2 separate regions of the Homo sapiens genome follow, and region 2 is linked to region 1. The links are chromatin loops, found by intact Hi-C in ENCODE. Cell type or tissue: endothelial cell of umbilical vein. All regions are shown on one strand. Each heading gives the region's core, and the rest is flanking DNA. Links, peaks and the distances in the headings are about the cores only.

Region 1 (5,378 bases), core at 263-5,262:
GACCAACATGTTTTGACCATTTCAAGATTCTGGTTATGACAAAAACTCAAATTTGGAATTGATAGACAGAACTGATCCATAAATTGTGAGAAACACCATTTACATACGTTTCTAAAAATTTTCACATGCTTCATCCAGCTCTATAACCTGCATTTTAGGGGGTTATCATTCATTCGGATTAAAACTTTTAAAAATAAATATGTATTATATTCAGTAAAACAAATTTTAAAGCAAAAGAAATCGGAGCTATTTCATTCTTTGTGATATTGTTAAATATAGATTGTTTCTAGTTTTCAAGTTTTAATTTTGCTTCGTAGTAAATAAGAGATGTATTATCAAGCCTTTTCTTACTTAAATCTTAACAAGTGTGTAAATAGTATGAATGTTGCTCACAACCCACACTGTTTGTAATTAAGTGGCAAACTTATTAATTTCCATCACAGAAGTCTCCCATTAAGTCAAATTCTCTTCTGTGCCAGCCCAGTAACCTTAATTACGATGCAATATTTATCATCCTTTGGAATAATGTTTATATCTTTGAGTAAGTCTAAGTGTTAGGAAGGTTTAAAGAAAGCGTGGAACTATGTAGTGTTGGGAGGTACCTCTTTCTAAACACCTGGAAGTTATTGCAGTTATTTAGATTGAAATGAAAAATAATAGCTGTTTGTTTTCTAGTGGTATGCTCCATTTAAGAAAAGTCTTAAAAGGTAGATTGTTTTGTTTAGTATGCTCCTTTAGGAAAATATTCTGTGTCTAAAATAATAAAGAAATCTCATTAGAATCTGAATGTTACTAATTTGATGAAATTACCTCTTATTATATAGCAACATACCCCTGCTTTTAATTTATTTTCAGTCTTAATCTTTAAAATGACAGAGAAAGTGTAGGAAGCATTGTATTAAAGTGATGGTGATAATTTACATATCTTTGAGATGAATAACATTTCAATGGAAACAGCAAACTTAATGATTAAAGAATTACTTGACATGTGGGCATCCTGTAATCTTTCCTATGGAAATTAAAGAAAACCAGTTTTACCCAGTAAATCCAAAACACTGAACTTCTGACCTCTTATGCCTCTCTGGTCTATATTATTTATGCATCTTCTAATTCTTGCTCTTATGCTACTTTCAAGTATGGTTTCTTATCAGAAGTAGGCTCGTAGGCAATGTAAAGTCATGGATAATTCAAAGTATTCAGGAGCCTCATTGTAGTGATATTTTTGTATGAGTGTGGTGATGTCATAGAGTTAGGAGACTTGGTTCTAATCTTGACTCAGTCTTTAATATGGATTGTTCTTTTACTTCACTAGGCGCATCTGTAAATAGAGGTCCCTTGTGGCTCTTACACTCTAAGGAGATACAATTCAATTTATTGCAAGTCTCTATATTTATGCCTTATATAAGTTCCTGGAGATACTGAGAAGGGTAATAGCCAGTCATCATACTCAGTAAGCTGAAAGGCTAGTGGGGCAGACAGGCATATAAGCAGAGAATTTTAGACTATGTGGATTTCAATTGGAATACAAGAATTTGAGGGTTTAATAATATATGTAAACTATTTTATAAATTGATAAATATTAAACCCAGAATTTCTATTTTAATGGAAGTAGCATTACCTGACATTTCTGAATGGTAAATGTATTTTTGATACCAGAGCATCTGTGATTTTTTTACAATTAAAGAAAAATCTTAGCTTTTTAGACAAGATGTGTGAACTTAATTCAAATCCAACAATTAATTGAAAGGCACTGGAGACATGCTGTATTTCACTGTCAGTTTTTTGTTATTGTTGCTGCTTATATGTCATTTGTAAGATGACACCATTATTCAAGTGATGAGCCAAACAGTACTAAATATTTTTTTCTAAGCCAGTTTTCTATCCCAACTTTTATTTTCTGTGCATACTATTCCCCTTATAATCACAAATTGTTAATATGGGAGGTGTATTTACTTTTCTGTCTCTTTACAACCTATACTCATTGTTATCAAGTCCTGCTAGAGCTTCCTTAACAATATTTCTGAGGTTTGTCTCTTTCTTTTCATTTGAAGTAACACTATATAAGCAATGTGTACCAGGAAGTTTGGTATATATTGTGGCTTAATCAGCATATAATAGACTTTTCTTTAATCTGACTTATTTCAGGTCTTGTTTCTGTAGCTGCACCAGCGCAAAATTGATTTCAGTATTTACAGTGAATATGCAGCAATCGTTGAGTTACTACATTAAAATGAAACTAATATTAGCTGCCCATAGAAGAAGTACAGAGTAGTGAATAACAGTCCATAATCTGAAGCCAAAATATGTGGGTTAAGAATCTCTGTTACTTCCTGGGGAAGTTACTCAATCTCCTTGTGATTTAGTTTTCTCATCTGTACTTGAAAAACACTTGAAGGGGTGCCTGGCATACTGTAAGCTCTCATTCAACATCAGGTATTACCAAATAGTCATCTGATATAAGAACATTAAAAAATGTTCTTATATCATTTTTTAATATAATTTTTTTCGAATAAAAGACATTATAAAATTTTGATAAAAAGTTGCTAAACTGTCTTATTGTTGAAGTATATATTAGACTGAGAACACATCCAGAAATCAAGTTAGAATATTAATAGAGATAGGGTGTTTTGCATGGTGTATCTTGGGAGCACAGAAATGTGTTATCTACTGCGGCTTGATAGGAGGGAGGGATTTAACAGACTGGTTGGAAGTGTGGATTTTGGGGAGGGAGTTGTGTGCATGGGAGATTTTCAAAAAACAGTTTGCAAAGGAGCATTGGATATATTTTATTCACATCATTATGCTATATTGTAAAAAAATTATGTCAGTTAAAATGGAGAAACCTATTAGCAGTCAATGAATGGAGATGAAAATGAATTACTTTTTTTGTGCTGGCACAATAAAATTTCCATTGATCATTCTTTGAAATGAGTAAGTTTTGGTTTAGGATTTTTGACATTTGATGGATTTCAAGAAAAATACTTAAGCTGATGTGATTTCCCACTTATCTTTTAAGTACATAAGCCAAATGCTTTTATTTTGAAGTTTCCATGCACCCTGGTTTTGAATATTTTGCCTTGTTGATTGGACTATCAGTCCTTCCCATACCTAGTTGACCACCAGAATCACCTTGGGCACTGTAAAAACCAGGTGTTGGGGTATAACATGGGAAAAATTGCTAAAAGCGGCTTAAAGAAGACAGAACTTTATTTATTCCTCATGTAAAAGAAGTCCAGAGATAGATACTAGAGTGCGTATAGCACCTTTTTGTTGTCAACAGGTTTCTGTCTTTCCATTCTGATATCCTCAAGTTCACCTCTCTGTTGAAGTTAGCAGCTAGAGCTCCAAAAGCAGAGAAGAACAGGAAAAACAAGGTATACCTCTCCCTTTAATGAGACTCCTTAAAAGATACACACTTCTAAATGCATATTATTTCCTGGTACTTAGCTGAATGGCTTGTCAAAGCCTGGGAATTATAGTCTGTAGCTGAGAACTATGGCTCCCAAAATGTAATAGGGGTTTGCTACTAAGAAGGAAGGATGGAGTGCATACTGAGGCAGGAGAGCTGCAAAGTCTGCCACAGACATTTGTTAAACTGATTGATTCCCAAGGCCTATCCATGTATAATTGATAGATGTGTAGGGAAATCTGAGATATTCTGATGCAGCTGATTTATTCAGGAGTATCTGTGATAAGTTAACTTTTTCTACTTTAAAGCCCATGGTCCCATGACCACGTATCAATCTCTAATACATTTACCTAAGATTCCTATATAAAAGTGAGTAAAGAAATTACGTATTGCCATTTTGAAAATTTTTCTGTATTGTTTGTCCAGGTGCTCTATAAAATTAAGCCATGTGAAGGAGTGGCCACTAGAGTATGATACTCTTACTGGAATTCTGCATACACTCAAGGTGGGACACTAGGGAATAGATGTACATTTTGTATTGGGGGTTCCAAGACCACCTCCAGGCACAATTGATTTACTATAAATACCCTCAGGATATAGAAGTTGTTGTATTCATGGTTATAGTTTATTATGGTGAAAGAATAAATTAAAAGAAACAAAGGGAAAAGGCGCATTTGTCAAAGTTCAGAGGAAGTCACCCACAAGCTTTCAGTTGTCCTCTCCCAATGGAGTTACATGGCACACATTTAATTCTTCCAGCAAATGATGTGTGACAACATGTGAAGAGTTGCCAATAAGGGAAGCTCACCCAAACCTTAGTATCCAGGGTTTTTAATTGCGTGTTAGTCATGTATACATATAGTGCTGTGTGACTGACTTCAGTTATTCAAGGTTCAGACCACCAGAGAAAAAGCAGATACTCATCATTAATCACACTGTTAATGTAAACTAGCCAACTGTTACAACGTGGCCCAAGGCCTTTGGCATTAAAAAAAAAAACAAAACAAAACACTCTTGTCTGACAGAATAGTCACAGCTTGGTTCCTAGGAGTGAGCTGAGGGCCACTTCTTCTGAAAACAAGCCTTTCTTGGGAATGCTTAGTGTATTAGTCTGTTCTCACGCTGCTGATTAAGACATACCTGAAACTGGATAATTTATAAAGGAAAGAGGTTTGATGGATTCAGAGTTCCACATGGCTGGGGTGGCTTCACAATCATGTTGGAAGGCAAAGGAGGAGCAAAGGCACATCTTACATGGTGGCAGGCAAGAAAGCTTATGCAGAGGAACCACCATGTAGAAAACCATCAGATCTCATGAGACGTATTCACTACCATGAAAACAGTGTGGGGAAACCTCCCTGATGATTCAGTTACCTTCACCTAGCCCCACCCGTGTGACATGGGGATTATTACAGTTCAAGGTGGGTTTGGTTGGGGACACAGTCAAACCATATTGCTCAGGATTTGAGCAACTCAGGCCTATCAGGTTCTTTCCTGTACACATTTCCACCTGAAACAATAAAAAAGAAACAAAATATATGAAACAATTATTTTTAAGATACTGGCTATCAAGCAATGAAATACAGTGTTCCCTGAGAAACATAAACAAATGAAGGAAACCCTAATATTTTTCTAGTTTATCCTCTTGAGAGAGTTTATAGGCTGCAGATCAGAAGGGGGAAACCACACAAAGCCTGGTGGAATCCTTCAATTGGAGAGACAGAGCTGAAAGTCTAGGGAGACCAAGGAAGCTAGAGTTTGTAGAACAGAACAACAGAGAGGCTAGAGCTGCTCAGAGAGAAACCTGCAGATCAGCAGAGGGTTCCCCTTGAGTACTCCACAGAGTAATGATTAGTATACGCATGTGGGAAAATGACCCATGGCTGCGTAAAGAACAGTCCGACGGAACTAGCACTCACATGGGTCTGGGAATAATGCCTCCTCCCACCAGCCAGACTGGAAAACTTCA
Region 2 (5,378 bases), core at 316-5,315, 150 kb before region 1:
AAGATGTGTATACTCTTTTTCCATTGACTGTAAGAGTCGACTACCACCCTCCTCCCGATTTTTTCTCTCTCCTTGGTGTTTCCCCCTTTCTACTTGAGAGGGAAGGAGAGAGGGAGAGGGAGGGAGTCAAGGGGGAAGAGAAAGAGGGAGAAGGGGGGGAGAGAGAGAGAGAGAGAGAGAGAGGCATTTCAGCTTTAGCTTAATTGGCTTATTTCCTCAAACCCATTGCTTTGTCGCGTTTCTTTATGTATTTTTGGTTGCAAATTGCGAAGCGATTAACTGGGATGGGTGTTGGAGTATGGGGGATAGCATAGGAAAGTACTGGGAACCGTCAATCAGTCGCGGTGGCCTTGAGAGATCAAAAGGTGCTGAAAGCCCCCTGCCCGCAAAACACACCTCTAGTTATTGGGGCGCGAGAGAAATGTAGATTCTAATAAACATGGCTTGCAGGAGTCGATGAACAAAGGTACTTAATGCGGACCTAAGCCTCCGCTGATATTGTTCCGCTAGCAGTATCTAAATATTCAAAAGCGAAGTGTAAGTTGATCAACAAACGCCCTGATGGTATTGGGCTTTTTCCCTTTTTTGTTTTTGTGTGGAGGGTGGAGAAGGGGGGGAGGGTGGATGGGTGGGGGAAATCCGACAGCTTAAGGAGGCTTGAATTGAATATGCACCCAGCGGCAGTGGTCTCGTAGGAAATGGTGTTCTCGTAAGTCAGGCTGCCCCGCTCAAGCACGAGAGAGCTTTGGTTAGAGCTCAGAGCGTCAGTTCTGCTGCGAGTGCTGCCGGCAGTCGGCCCGGGTTGAGCTGTCCATTCGTCCAGGTGCTGAAGCTGGTGGAACATTGGGTAGGTAGGGAAAAGGCTGGCACTGCTACTTGGGTAGAAAGAAAGCATATCAACTGCGTTGTTCTAGTTTCTTAAAGCGTGCGAGTCTGTGGGTCAGTGTGTGTATATATTTTATTTTAATTGTGAGGAAGCAAAACTGAAGGAGACTACTTGGAAAGCATTGAAAAGCTGTGTGGGTATTTATGCTGTGATTCTGATGCCCTGTGTATTGGGGTGTGTGTGTGTGTGTGTGTGTGTGTGTGTGTGTGTGCCTCCCTTGACCATCCTTTTGAGTTTATAACGTTCCATTTACTAAATCCAAGCCTATCTGTATAGTGTGTTTCTTGTTTTCCTTTTAATATTAGTTGAGATTTAAATAGAAGAGTGCAGAAGCAAATGTACACTTTGCTCATAGACTATTGCATTACTTTCCCTAAGGGCTTTTGTTTCTAGGAGTTCAAGCTGAAGAGAACCTGTCAGCTTTCTGAATTTTTTTTTTGTCTAGCACCAGAGAAAAGCTCCACTTTATACCTATGTTAGGTAACAACAGAAAATAGTGCTTATTTATTTGTTTTATTGGTATCTGTCCTTTTGTAAGTGGTGTACTTAAGAGTTATCTGAAAATAATGTAAAACAGTCTGGTAGTTGGGCTATATTGGTTTTCTTTCTAGTTATTTTAGGTTCAGACATTATATATTAAACATCTATTCATAAAACCTAGAATTCATGTTGATTTTTCCATCTGTAAGTAACATGTCAAGAAAATGATGAGTTGGTGTGCCCGGAGAAGTATTATAATTTTTAAAAAAATAAGAGCAAACACAACCTAAGCACCTTAAATTGCAACCAGGTCAGTTAGAGATGAGTTGTGGTAGTGGGAGAGATTCTGTTATATAATTACTCCTTGATGAAGAGCTATTTGCACTTACATAATTTGGGAAATCATAATGTCTATTGCCATGTTTCCATATTCCCCCCCATTCCCCTTACATGGATGTACTTTCATGTATTTGAGAGTAAAGGGGAAAGCAAATTGAGAACTTTCTAAGGAAGCTACACCATGTCTTGGGTAGTGACGTTGCACTTGTCCATTTTATTTAGTGAACAATAAACCCCCATTATCAGAATATCCACTGCAGGATCTTAAGACAAAGCTTTTCCAGTAAGAGCCATATTGATCATCAAAGAATCACAGAGATTCTCTCTCTGAATGCCAAAATTACAGTCACTTTGCAAATGAGTTTTTATTGGCTTTTTCTTCTTAAAATAATATTTATGAACACAGAGCTTCAAAGGTTTTTCTGTAGAGGTGTCCACAACAGCTGTACAGCAATGCATTTATAGTATATATTTTAAAAGTGTGCTATGAAATTAAACATTGTAGTGATATAAAATGATGCTTAAATCATAGAAAGTCTACCAGCTTGTCAACTCAGTGAGTTTTGACACTATGGAAAATGGGTTTAATTACTGTGTGCCTTCAAGCTTTTTTTTTTCTTTAAAAATCATTATGTTGTATAGCTATAAGGCCTTCAAAGGAAAGACGCCTATTTTTGTACATCTATAAGTATTTGATTTCAAGTAGTAAATTGAATGAGTGTTTATTTTCCATGATCTTGGGCTTGAGAAAAGTGCATTTCCAAAACACACTACTGAAAATTTCACCCATGCATGACCTATCTTTATTTAAGCCTCACTTCTTCCCAAAGCCGTCTAGGCAAATATATTTGTATTTGTGTGGGTAACTATTCACGTCTCTTACAGGGTTCTCTGGCCGCCATGGCACTCAATCATACCACCTAGAGTGGACTGGCCGAGACCAGACTGGGTACCAAGCAGAGAAGTGCAGAGGAAAGCACTGGGAGAGCACCAGGTAAACTGAAGGTTACTTGTCACTCCCACTTGTGCCCAAAAAGCCTTGCCACATCTTCCCTCCTCACTGGAAAGACAGCACTCTTCTGTGTTAAGTATTTGATTTTGTGATTTGTCTTTCAGAATTGGAAATAGAGCGGCCATTTGGATTTGGGCAGGAAGCAGCCGAGCACAGCTTTGGATCCTTCTTTAGGGAAATCGAGTTATGGATTTATGGTCCCGGTCAAGCTCAGCCCATCCCCAGGCAGGGGCGGGCTCAGCGAGCAGCAAGAGTTCTGGTGGCGGCGGCGGCGGCAGTAGCAGCGGCAGCGGTAGCAGCGGCAGCGGTAGCAGCGGCAGCGGCAGCTTGGTCCTCTGACTCTCTTCGGTGACGGGTATTCTTGGGTGGATAATACGGATTACGTTGTTATTGCTTAAGAATACGCGTAGTCGAGGAGAGTACCAGCGGCAGGGGGGCAGCGGCCGCCCTCCCCAGCCCACCAGCTGGCCACTAAACGCCCGTGGTTGCCAAGGTAGCACTTTCTTGTTCTTTTCATTTCCTCGGGTGTTTTCGCACTGGTTCCACCGGAAAGGCTGTGCGCTGCGCCTCTGGTGACCAGGACTGGAAAATGGGTTCGCGCAGGGGGCGGGGGGCGAGGTGAAGGGGATGGGCGGGGAGCGGAAGGGGGTCCGTTTCCCCGAGCCTGCGGGGCGGTTCGGCGTTCCCAGTCCGCTCCTCTCCTCTCCACGGTGGGGTGCGGCTGGAGGGAGAGACGCGGACGGGGCGATTTTCTAAAGTTGGGAACGACTGAAAGGCCTTGAGCAGTTTGGGAGCGTCGCGAGTGAGGCGCCGAAGCTGGGCAGAGGGTCGCTGGGGGCTGCCTCCGCAGAAAGGGCGTGTCCGTGGGCGAAGGTGCCCCCGCAAGCCTGCGGAAGCGCGTGACTTCGCGAATCCCGAGCCCGGGGCGGTGCCGGAGCCCCACCCCCGGCCGGCCGCGCTGCTCCGCAACCAGACTTGGCGGCCGAGATGGGGAGGGGGCGGGGGCCCGGGGGCTGGGTCCCCGCGGAACTTCCAGATCGGAAGTGTGGCGGGTCTCTCAGGAACGCATATTTTCTTTTCGGATTCTCCGAGAAGGGGTGGAGAAACAGGATGGGAACCGGATTGGTTGCAGTGTGGCACAGACCTGGAACCTTCCTGAAAGAGGTTGGGGCAGGCAGTGACTGTTCAGACGTCCAATCTCTTTGGGACGCCTCTTCAGCGCTGTCTTCCCTGCCTCTGCCTTTAGGACGAGTCTCAAACACCAACAAACGCAAGGCACGTCCCCCCTCTCAGGTCAGCTGCGAAGGCGTGGGAGCAAGAGAGAGCCTCTCCCTCCTTCTACTTAGAGTTTTTGTTTGTTTGTTTGTTTGTTTGTTTCAAATATTAATGGACGATAAAACAACACGGATTTGTCACCTCCTAGCGAAGAGGAAGCCACCGCCACCACACCCCTCAAGCATGCCTGGGCACTCCTGGGGACAATCGGACGTGGCAGGAGTTGGCATGCCCAAGATGAAGCTGGGAAGGATGACCCAGAGTGGAAGGCGTGGGCTGGGGCTCCAGGTCTCAGCTCTCGCCAGCGTCGGACCACACAGCTTTGCCAGCTTTGCACCTTGCCTTTCCTTCTTGTGAGGCATCTGGGACCGTCCTATCAAGGCGCTTCAAAGGTGGAAGGACAGAGTGCTGGGGACAAGAACGTACCAGGCGCCCAGAAGATTCCACTAGCGCGGCCAAACACTAAGACCAGGTTTCCTCCCTGCGTGGTGGTCGTTGGTTGTGCACGGGCTACGCACGAAGACTGAATTCCTGAGAAATGGAAACTGCAGGAGAAAAATCAAATAAACTTAGAGGCCTGTGAAGCTCTCCCTCTTGTCGCTCTGGGACCGCTCTAAGCTGAGCTACATCTCAGATACCTTCTCCCCCTGGAGGATGGGCCTTTCTCAGGCACGAAGTGCGTGTGCCCCACTGGGCTCTTGCCCACAAGAGCAGTCTGAACCCTGGAGAGGCTGACACCGAGGTGTCTTGAAGGAAGCAGGCACACTCTCATGCTTCCCCACCTAGGGTTTCGCCTTTCTTCTAATATTTAGGATTCCCAGTGAAGGGTACTCCACACACACCCTCTGCCTACCCCTAATCCCACCCCATTGTGTCTGATCCCACAATTACTCCCAGGGTATCTATACTCACAGCTTTTGCGCTCAAAGAACATTGTCGTCTGCAGGGAACGGGTGGAGCCCTTCTCAGAAGCTCCCGGGGGCGAGTCCATTTTAAGAATGAGTTGAAGTAGGAAAGAAAACACAGATGCTGTCTTTGCATTCGACATTCTATCACCAGCAAGAGAATATGTAACTCCTGTTCTTTCCTTCATTATTCCATGAATTACCTTTTTTCTCTAGGGATCTACCAGTTGGTGATTTAGGGCTTTTAAATATTATGCTTGTTATGTATTTAACAAAATGCAATATGTCTACTGGTGGCATTGTTTCCTTGGGAAATTAGAAAAGTAGAAGCTACATACTCTAGTTCCTAGGTGGTCTCTGGAAAGTTGGCCTCATGCTGGTTGGCTAAATAATAAGTGTTTAGGATTTGAAAGGAAGAAAGAGAGCTGAAGTCCTGGTGACAGAGTTTGTGAGAAACAGAAGATGTAACACTCTGGCATTT

The links. Peaks named below come from ENCODE experiments on the same cell type or tissue, not always from the same donor. Only the 100,000 strongest peaks of a DNase experiment are listed, where the experiment ranks them.
Region 2: a loop joins it to region 1, with 5 times the contacts of the local background. A loop is called at or near these places in 4 of 110 quality-filtered maps.

Annotation. Positions count from the first base shown.
Region 1 is chr1:97,898,132-97,903,509 of GRCh38, reverse strand. All of the region lies in intron 1 of DPYD (dihydropyrimidine dehydrogenase), which reads left to right. Among named protein-coding and RNA genes, the nearest start is that of DPYD, 20 kb to the left of the region's middle. In endothelial cell of umbilical vein, for the core only: no CTCF peak of the experiment used is centred there; a DNase peak (open chromatin) is centred at 2,209; H3K4me3 peaks cover 240 bases; H3K27ac peaks cover 2,918 bases.
Region 2 is chr1:98,043,840-98,049,217 of GRCh38, reverse strand. It overlaps LOC124904228, which reads left to right and starts at 3,715. Exons shown (of 1, transcript XM_047437906.1): 1 at 3,715-5,378. The coding sequence starts at 3,828. The coding sequence ends at 4,349. It overlaps MIR137HG (MIR137 host gene), which reads left to right. Exons shown (of 5, transcript NR_046105.1): 2 at 2,591-2,699; 3 at 2,822-3,210. MIR2682 (microRNA 2682) reads left to right here and starts at 3,867; the gene lies at 3,867-3,976. MIR137 (microRNA 137) reads left to right here and starts at 3,047; the gene lies at 3,047-3,148. In endothelial cell of umbilical vein, for the core only: no CTCF peak of the experiment used is centred there; DNase peaks (open chromatin) are centred at 777, 3,077 and 3,827; H3K4me3 peaks cover 2,338 bases; H3K27ac peaks cover 1,635 bases.